Regions from separate parts of the Homo sapiens genome. Here region 1 is linked to region 2. The links are chromatin loops, found by intact Hi-C in ENCODE. Cell type or tissue: PC-9. All regions are shown on one strand. Region 1 overlaps APIP (APAF1 interacting protein). Region 2 overlaps ABTB2 (ankyrin repeat and BTB domain containing 2).

Evidence for each region. A loop is a pair of places that touch in the nucleus more often than their neighbours do. Peaks named below come from ENCODE experiments on the same cell type or tissue, not always from the same donor. Only the 100,000 strongest peaks of a DNase experiment are listed, where the experiment ranks them.
Region 1: it touches region 2 in a loop (7-fold over the local background); 6 of 110 quality-filtered maps call a loop at or near these places.

What each region holds. Positions count from the first base shown.
Region 1 is chr11:34,897,108-34,902,107 of GRCh38, forward strand. All of the region lies in intron 1 of APIP (APAF1 interacting protein), which reads right to left. Among named protein-coding and RNA genes, the nearest start is that of APIP, 17 kb to the right of the region's middle. In PC-9, CTCF peaks have their summits at 2,096 (motif pointing left) and 2,296; a DNase peak (open chromatin) is centred at 2,114.
Region 2 is chr11:34,163,305-34,168,304 of GRCh38, forward strand. ABTB2 (ankyrin repeat and BTB domain containing 2) reads right to left here. Exons shown (of 17, transcript NM_145804.3): 6 at 4,599-4,688; 7 at 3,955-4,056; 8 at 1,956-2,052; 9 at 1,382-1,517. Among named protein-coding and RNA genes, the nearest start is that of NAT10, 60 kb to the left of the region's middle. In PC-9, a CTCF peak has its summit at 2,623; a DNase peak (open chromatin) is centred at 2,747; H3K27ac peaks cover 798 bases.

The sequences.
Region 1 (5,000 bases), 730 kb after region 2:
ATACTTGAAATTGTGGTGTTTTTCCCCAGATTTAGTGCTAATGTTCTACTTACTCATTTTAAGTATTACAAATGATGACTGATGGAGTAAACTTCAAAATATAAAATTAAAAACTTGAGAATCTAGAAATTTCTAAAAGTTCTGATTCAACTTAGACTTGGAGTTAGCTGACTTAAAAGTCTAATCCACATTACTGGATTTATTGCCTACATGACTTTGGGTGTCAGTTTACTTATCCACACAATGAAAATGCTGTGAGGATTAAAATGAGATACAATGGACATAATGCAGTCAGCATGAAATCTGACACAATGTCAGTTTCCTTTTCATTTTAAAGAGCTGAAAATTCTTGAATTAAAATAGCAAAACTATTATAGGAGTTATTAAGAAATTATTTTAGACAGAGAGGGTAAGGTTGGTAAGGTTTTGTTTTCTTTTAATAATGCAGCTTAGTAAGGTTTTTTTTTTTCTTTTAATAATGCAGCTCCAAAAACATTTCTTTTCTAGCAGAAAAGCAGCTTAAAGGGCCAGGATAGCAAGCTTTGATGTGCAAATGCCAGCCATTAGAAACCGGGTCCATCCAATATGGTGATTCCCACCCTCTTCTTGTCACCATGTGTGTCAAGCATCATGGCCACCCCAGATATCTTCACGTGTGCAGAACATCATGGTGGCCTGTATTTGAATATTAAAAGGCTAGGGTGGGAAGGCTAGTTTTTTTCGTGGGCTACCTGAGTGACATACCTGGTCAAACCAATCCCCTGGGCCCTATGAAAATCAGACACCACCTCCTCCAGCCTCCTAATAGAACCGACTGTTTTCCCGCTCCACTTGGGGTTTTCTCTCTCTGCTTGGAGCCACCCTCCATCTCTGTACAGGGGAGCTTCTTTCTTCTTTCTTATTAAACTCTCCATTCCTTAAAACCACTCCACGTGTGTCCATGTTATTTATCTAAATTGGTGCGAGACAAAGGGCCCTGGTGTTCCTTCAGTTATCAGAGCCATATCATTTTGGTGTGTTGGCCAAGAATCCGAGGTACAACATTCATCGGATGGTGAGTATAGGAGCAAGCTTAAAATCTGTTCTATCATTCTGAGGGGCTCTTGGCCTCTATTTTAAAATCAAATCAAATCAATCAACAGGCATCCTTCAGCTGGTTAAAAATATGCTTATCACGACTGCCATTCTAAGGCCTCAGATGTTAGGCTTGCTGGTGGAGAACACGGAGAACCCCCCTCAATACCCACGGGTCATTGGGAGTGTCGGCCGTGTTTCGAATCAGTTTCCTTTCACGGGGAAACCTTACCATCGCGTGAGGCTGGGAAAGTTCTGGCCAGGACACACCCTGGCGTTATTCAAAGGCCTCTGGGTCGGACCCAGCCTCCAACAGCCCATTTCGGGTTTTGGCAGAGAATCCCCAGCTATCCTGTCACAAAACTCTCCTTCTTTTTCTATCCACAGTCTCTCTCTCTCTCTGATGTGCGGGAATTTAGTAACCAGGAGTTTAGCTCAGGAATGCTGTTGCAATCTTCTAGGAACAGAGGGTTCCTTTCCTCCCCCTCCTCCCCGCTCCCACCCAGAGTGAGCGTCTCTCTCTCTGCCCTTGGTCTGGAGAGTGCATGGCATTTCCAGGTCTCTCTACTACTACTCTGGCGAGCACATAGTATTTCTTTCTTTGGTTTTTTTTTTTTTTTTTTTTTTTTTTTTTTGAGGCAGAGTCTCGCTCTTTCGCCCAGGCTGGAGTGCAGTGACGTGATCTCGGCTCACTGCAAGCTCCGCCTCCCGGGTTCACGCCATTCTCCTGCCTCAGCCTCCCGAGTAGCTGGGACTACAGGCGCCCGCCACCGCGCCCAGCTAATTGTTTGTATTTTTAGTAGAGATGGGGGTTTCACCGTGTTAGCCAGGATGGTCTCAATCTCCTGACCTAGTGATCCACCTGCCTCGGCCTCCCAAAGTGCTGGGATTACAAGCCAGGATGGTCTCAATCTCCTGACCTAGTGATCCACCTGCCTCGGCCTCCCAAAGTGCTGGGATTACAGGCGTGAGCCACTGAGCCCGGCCTCGAGCAAATAGTATTTCTAAACCAACAGTGCCACCTAGTGGAAACAGAAATCTTCATGAGGCACATTTTTTTTTCTTTTATGGTAACACTGCAGCTTCCTTTTGCACCACTAGAAATCGGGCTCTAAGCCTCTTCTGTGAACAGGAAAATTCTGCTTTCAACAGATAGGAGTTAAATGTCTTCTGTGGCCAAATTTTAGTCTCAATATTGTCCCATCAGCAGGAAAATGGCCGTTTGGTTCCTACGTTCCTTTAAGGCACCTATTCTGTCTCTGATTAAGGTAGTACTGAGCTAGTAAGGGGATTTTAAGTCCAGAAGTTAACCGGAACCATTTTTCTAAGGGTAAATGCTTTAGCATGGGCCATAATAGCAGGATATAGAGTTCAATCTAGCATACCCCCTCCATTAAAGGGGCCTTGCCCAATTACGTAGTTTTTCTTGAGATCTGTTTTTTTTAGGGAGGTACACAGGTCGCAGAAGTCTAGGAGGTTGAAGGGAAATATAAGCAGAGGACTAGAGCTGCTTGGGGAAGTGCGACTAGGCCCAAAAGTCTAGTTCCTCTGGTGCCATGGCTTGGAGGGTCACACCTACAGTCATGGGCAGCACATTTAACAGGGAGGTGGGACCTAGGAACTAGCGAGGGAAAATAGTTGGGGGACGCCCCCACTGTTTTCTTCTCCACCCTGGGTCATATACAGAAAGGAAGGAGACTAAAAGGACACTTTTATTCTCACTTCTCTTTCTAAACGGGTAACAGATCATCTTTAGCATGTGGTCCCCTGGAGTGGATTTTAAAACACTGGGACTGCTTCAACCCTGAGACTTTGAAGAAAAAATGCCTCATAGTCTATTGCACAAGGGCATGGCCTTCTTATCATCTTGGAGATGGACAAACCTGGCCTGCTTGGTGGAGCCTTGATTTTAATGTCATCCAACAGTTAGATCTTTTCTATAGACAGAAGGGCAAATGGACTGAGGTCCCCTATGTATAGACTTTCTTTGCCCTGTGAAACCCAGACCTTTACAAGTCCTGGACAACTGACCCAGTTCTTTTACCAGCCATGGCAGGCAAGCCCATAGGCCTTTCCCAGAGCTAAAGTAGGTTCCAAAGGAGCAATCTGAGACAGCTATTGAATGTCCCAATGCTTCCAGTCCCCCTCCAATTGTACCATCAGCTCCTCTAGCTCCACCATTTCCAGTATATCCTACTCTCCCCATTTCACTCTTACTGCTGCAGGAAGTGCTTGATGGGAATGGTGCCATGAGGGTTCAAGTTCCCTTTCATTACAGAACCTTAAGCAAATAAAGGGAGACTTAGGCCGATTTTCTGACAACCCAGGTAGGTATATAGAAATTTTCCAAAATTTAACTCAGGTATTTGACCTCACATAGAGGGATGTTACGTTGCTGCTACGTCAGACCCTCACTGAAGCTGAAAAGCAGAAAGTTCTGCAGGCAGCAGAAAAATATGGAGATGAGCAACATGCCTCCTGTAGCAAACCGAGGAGACAAAGAGGAGATAGGGAAGGTGAGGAAGAAGTGGAAACTCCATTCCTACTAGGAAAGGAAGCAGTTCTGGTAGACAACCCTGACTGGAACACCAGTAACTCAGGAAATGAATGGAAAAGGAAGCACTTTTAAGGTGTGTATTAGAGGGCCCATGGAAAACCAGGGCCAAACCTCTCAATTACTCTAAACTGTCCATGATAGACCAAAGACCAAACGAGAATCCCACAGCCTTTATGGAAAGGCTGAGAGAGGCACTAATAAAACATACCTATTTATCCCGATTCAATCAAGGGACAGCTCATTCTCAAGGACAAGTTTATTACACAGGTAGCTCCCAATATTAAAAGGAAACTATAAAAGCAAGCTATAGGGCCAGATAGTACCCTAGAAAACCTCCTAAGAAAGCCACTTCGGTCTTTTACAATAGGGATCAGGAGGAAGCCCAATAAAAGGAAAGGAAAATACAGGAAAACAACAGAGGCTCTAGTAGCAGTGGTGCAAGCTTGCAAAGTCCAGAATCCCCAAGGTGCATCCACTAGCTGTTATCGATGTGGCAAATCAGGGCATTTTAAGAAAGAATGTCCAGGTAGCAAGACAAAGCCACCTCGACCCTGTCCAGCCTGTGGCGGAGACCACTGGAGACAGATCTGCCCCCAGAGACGGAGGTCACTGGGTTCAGAACCAGTCTCACAGATGGTCCAGCAAGACTGATGGGTCCCGGGGGCTCAAACCCCTAGCTCCAGCGACTCAGACTGCCATTACAGCACAGGAACCTTGGGTGATTCTGGAAATCAAAGGAAGGAAGGAAGGTAGATCTCCTTCTGGATACTGGAGCCAGTCTCTCTCTTCTCCTCTAATCCAGGCCTCCCCTCTTCCCATAGTATGACTATAAGGGGTGTCTCAGGAAAAATTCTAACCTGATATTTTTCTCAACCTCTTACCTGCAGATGGGGGGACCTACTATTTACACATGCTTTTAAAATCATGGCTGAAAGTCCTGCTCCTTTATTAGGAAGAGATAGTCTAGCTTGCATGGGGGCCAGCATCCATACAGCCCCAGGACAAACTCTTTGTCTCCCCCGATGGAAGCTAACATTAAACTACAAGTGTGGGCAACTCAAGGAAGGATAGGTCGAGCTATAACCACTAGGCCAGTCCAGATCTATCTTAAGGATCTCACTTCTTTTCCTAACCAGAGACAGTATCCCCTGAGCCCAGAGGCTAGGAAAGGGCTAGAAGCCGTTATTAATAACCTAAAGATGCAGGGCCTCCTCAAACCCTTTAATAGCCCCTGCAACACCCCAATATTAGGAGTGCAGAAGCCCAGTGGGGAATAGAGACTAGTTCAGGACCTTTGCCTCATTAATGAAGCTGTAGTTCCAATGCATCCAGTGGTACCTAATCCCTATACCCTGTTAACTCAAATACC
Region 2 (5,000 bases):
TGGTCCCTTCATGTTGATAAGGATGAACTGAAGACGGATGTCATGTAGAATGTATTCATATTTATGAATGAAGACACAGAATGTTAGACCCCACAGAGGACGCTCCCCCGTGCTGCTGCTTTTAGCCTCGTGAGAGCCCAGACACATCACCGTCATAGGCGATGGATCCATCTTGCTCAAGGCCACTCCAGGTGGGGGTACAGACCCAGGACTTCTGGCTCCAAGACCCAGGCTCATTCTGTCACCTCCTGTGGCCTGGGGCTCTGGGATGGATGCAGCATGGGTGGTGCTGCAAGGTTCCTGGGGGCTGACCTGCTCCACGGCTACCCCGCAGATCCTCCTCCTACCTGCCAAGCCCATGGCCTGGAGGTGCCCTTCCAAGGACCCAAGGTCCCTCCCAAGGGCTCCTCCTCACGTGTGGACTTGCTAGTTCAGGCAGTTTACAGAGCACCTTGTTTGGGCCAGGCGCTGGCATGTGAAGGTGAACTAGCCACGGTGACTGTCCCAAGGGTCCTGTGCTCAGAGTGACAGGCAGATGAGCAGGCAGGCAGTCTCCACGCAGGGTGAAGAGGCCTCCATGGGGGATGCAGGCACTGGGTGGGGTGGAGCGGCCTAGAGGTGGTGATGTGAAAGATGGCGCCTGGAGGGTGAGGGTGGCTGGGGTGGGTGAATGTGGGGGTGGGCTGGAGACAGCTGGAGAGAAAAGCATTCTAGGGGAGGGGACCCCAGCCAGAACATGAGGCTGGTGGCAAGAATGGTGTCGGGGAACTGGAAGTAAGTGTCCTGCCTGCCAGCCCTGCTTATCCAGCCCCGCTTTTCCAGCCCCGTTTCTGCCCTGTAATAAGCCCTTGTCTGGTCTCCCTTTGCCCCTCCGTGCTGTCCCTGACTTCAGCCTGCTGCTGTCCCGCCACACCCCTGGGCAGGCCTGGTCCCCACAAAGCAAGCTCTACCATCTGCACCTGGGGCAGGGTGCAATTTTGCACCAGAAGCCTCTGCACAGCTGAGCCGTATGCTATTTGGACGTCCAAGGCCACTTGGGCACTGGAGGACCACCAGCAGGCATGGGAAGCAATGTGGTCCTGAGTGGGCTCTGGCAGCTGCAGAGTGGCATCTCACTGGGAAATGGGACGGTCTGCCCTGGGCGTCGGGAGGCCCAGGCTCCAGTCCCAGGTCTGCCAGGAATCAGCTGTGGGGCCTCCCCCATCTCTGGGCCCTGTGCAGGCTAAACTCCCCCATGTTTCTGGTTTACTAGCACACAGGCCCCCTGTTTTGGGAAAGGTCTCCGGGCCTAGCTCTTTTGCTCCCATCGGGGAAACTGAGGCTCCTGTGAGCTTAGTTCAGTGCCCTCATGTCACACAGGGTGGGAATCCCGGGCAGGTACCTGTGGCCGTGGGCAGCTGAGTGGCTGAAGCAGTTCATGTCCTCGTGGAGGGAGGAGCCCATGCCGTGGGCCTCCAGCATGCTGAGGAGGGGGTCGGCGCCTCGGCTCAGCAACAAACTGACCAGCTCATAGTTCCCTGAAAGAGAAGGTGGGCAGCACGGAGGACACTGAGACAGTAGCCGCCAGGGCAGCTGAGGCGAAAGGGAAGGGAGAGCAGGATTCTCGCAGCTCTGAGTGCTGGAATAAGTCAGTAAACCCCACACTCATCTGCATTTGGTGGACGAAGTGAAGGGAGAGGAAGAAGGCTGGCCGTGCCCTGCCCCTGCTCCCCCTCCCTGGGTCTCCAGAGGGAAGGGCCTCCCTGCCCTGCTGGGTCCTGCCAGATGCTGAGCCCAACAGAAACTGATGGGTGGGGCCAGGGGAAGCCCCCAGTGGTCCAGAGAAGGGGTTTTAAGGCCCCTGCATGGGGTCCGTGTGTGCTAAAGAGACCCCTGCACGTCCAGCTACATGCCTGGCCAGGCTGGGGGGCACTGCAGGGAAGGGTAGACAGAGCCTCCGGGTAGCAGGTGCCTACCTGCCGCAGAGGCCAGCTGCAGGGGCGTCTCCGCATAGCTGTCCTCGCCGCCGTTCACTGCCGAGCCCTCGACATGGGCACCAGCATCCAGCAGCAACTGCCAGGGGCACAGAGGAGGAGGGCACTGCTCAGCGTGGCAGGGAGCACCTGGGAAGGGCCAGGGTGCTTTCGGGGACAGGGCCTTTGCTTCTCTCCAGGCATGTGACCAAGACACAGTTCACCCCAGCAGCTGAGGAACTGGAACTTTAGAACTCCAGGTTATCCTCAGGGCTCAAAGTTTCTAGAATCTTCAACTCCATTATTGTGGTCCAAGACCAAGCCCCTAAGCTGTGAGGACCTCTGAGCTTTTTCCGTCTTTCAAATGCTTTCCCATGAACTGACTGCAGCCACCTTTCTGAGAACACATGTGGATGAGCAGCACAGAAAATGTTGCCCGCAATCTATGGTAAACCATGGCTCTGGGTGGCAGCACGTGTTGGAGTCAGAAGGAGCAGGGTGTCAGTGCTGGCCACTGGCCAATGAGTAACCCCGAGCAGGTACTTCAACTCCCAGAGCCTCAGTCTTCCTCATTCACAGAATGGGAAGAGGGGCTTGCTTCCCTTAGGCTTCTTGTCGGAGAGGTACAGCAGGTACCCCAGGAAGGCAGGTGGTGGGGCTGAAGCAGGAAGTCCCAGTCTAGGACAGCAGAGGGCCTCTCCCCATGCTAGCAAGGGCGGGCTTTGACAGGGGACAGACGGGGCAGGGTTAACAGATACCAGGCAGTTCCAGATGAGCCGGTCCTGGCTCTGCCTTGGGGCAGGGGTGGGGCCTGCATTACTCCAACTGGTGACTTTCAGCTCCCTTTCCACCTTCCCTGACCAGCTGCTCTGGAGGGAGCAACCTTCCAGCCCTCCCAGGCTCCTGAAGACCAAAGCTTCCTCCAAGCATGCATGGCAGTCTAGGGGAGCCCAACCGCCCTTCCCCTGGATACCAGGAGTGGAGTTCAGGCTGACCTCTCAGTCCCATGGACTGTGGCATGGAGGACAGACATCACTGGAGATGCAGCAGTCAGAAATCAGTCACTCCCTGTACCAGTGCCAAGGCCGTGGAGGCGGGGGCCTGCTCACTGGGGCAAAACTAGGCACGGATCCAGGCAAGCTCAGGGCACAGCCCTGCAGGCCCAGTCTGAACTGAGGTTGGGATTTTGCTCCGGTTCTTATAAGGCAAAGGCGGCAGGATGTGGTGGCCAGTGGGTAACAGCCACTCGCTGAGTCCTTGTGATAGGCTAGGGCTGTGAATCAGCCAGACACAATCCCTGCCCTCAGAGGTCTTGCAACCTAGTGGGGAGCGAGGGTGTCACGCTAACTCCCTGGAAGGGGTGCCATGAAACCCTGCGCATGCCAGCGATCTGAGGACCTGGGAGTAAGTGCACGTGGCTGGAGCCCCTGCTGGCATGGGGAGCTGCTCTGCCCACAGCTTCTGCTTCTAGAACCACCACTGTCCCCACGCCAGCACAGCTACCTGAGCTGAGGTGGGCAACCTGTGGCTTGGCTCGACGGGTGAGCCATGCCAATCCGAAACCTCTCTCAGGAACTAAGGAGGGGACAGAATTGCACAGACCCCATGATATAGAGTTGGCCCTGTAGTAGAATTCACGAGGGAGGAGAAAAGGGAAGGGTCGGAAAGGCGGCTGTAGGCGAGAAAGCTGAGTGGGACTGGGACAGCCCCCAGTGTGCCCGACACGAGAGAGAGAGAGATGCCGGGAGGGCATGACAGGACCCTAGTGCTGCCTGGACCTGGGTCTTGTTTCCTAAAATTCCATTTGTCCTTGCACTAACCCCTTTCCTTGAGGCAACTCAGGTGGGCTGCTGCTCTATCGATCAGGTGAGCTGGCCTCAAGCAGTGCCTTTGGGATCTCTGATTCAGGGCACCTGCCCACTCAGCTGAGGCTGGGGCTGTGCTTGGGGCCCAGGTCACCTGGTAAGCTGGGGGGCATGGTGTTCACCTGGCAGGAGCTCACCTGGACCACAGAGATGTGTCCATGCAGCACAGCGAATGTCAGTGAGGTCCAGTGCCGGCTGTCGGGGTGGATGGAAGGGTGCCTGGGGGAGTTGCTTGGAACCTGGAAAATACCACAAATCATCTGTGTTTTCTGGGCACCCGAGCGAAGGGAGTACCCTGCAGGGATGGTGAACCAGAGTTAACAAGTGCTTTCTACATTCGATTGATAATGTTTGCCTGGAGCACAAAGTGGACAAGGCTCAAAAAGAGAGGATAGGTATTTAATTAGCAATGTCTGCCCTGGGCAAAAGAGGGCAGATGGGGAGTGCTTTATGCTTCAGAGGGAGGCAGAGCTAGAAGTATTTGGGGATGGAAGGAATGGCTGGAGATTAGGCTGGTAAAAGGAGGAAGATATCATGAAAACAGAATCACAGCCCATCTCTCCACTCACTCCCGCCTCAGTCCACTCCTTTTCAGACAGAAAGCCCAAATCTTGAGGAGACTTCCCTGGCTAACAGTGGCCTCTGTGCATCTTGTCTTTCCGGTCTTTTGACACACATCTACTCAGTTGCCCAAAACATCACGCCCAGCGTGTTTGTTGGAGCCCTCGGAGTGATCCCTGCTGGCCTAGGGCCTGGGTGCAGCTCTGTGGGGCTTCCTCACCTGGATGTCCAAGTTTGCCCCAGCATCAATCAACATCTGGACCATCGCTTCGTCCCCAGCAGCGCAGGCGTACATCAGTGGCGTCATACCCTGAGCAAATCAAATGCACGTGCTAAACTGTTTGCAAACAGAACACAACACCATGTGCCCACAGGCCTCTGCCCCAGAAACCACAGATCGGGCACCCCGCCACCCCAGCCGAGCATCCTGTGGTCCCCCAGGCTCTGTGCTTCCTGGGCTGCTGGGCACAGGGCATGGGGAAGGTGAGTGGGGGCACTGCCATGAGCACTGCAGGACACTGGAGCAGGGCCCAGCACAGGCCGTGCAGCCAGGCTCGGTGCCAAGGTCTCCTCTGCCATGGGGAGCTGTAAACTTTATACATGTCATTTGCCCTCTCTGTGC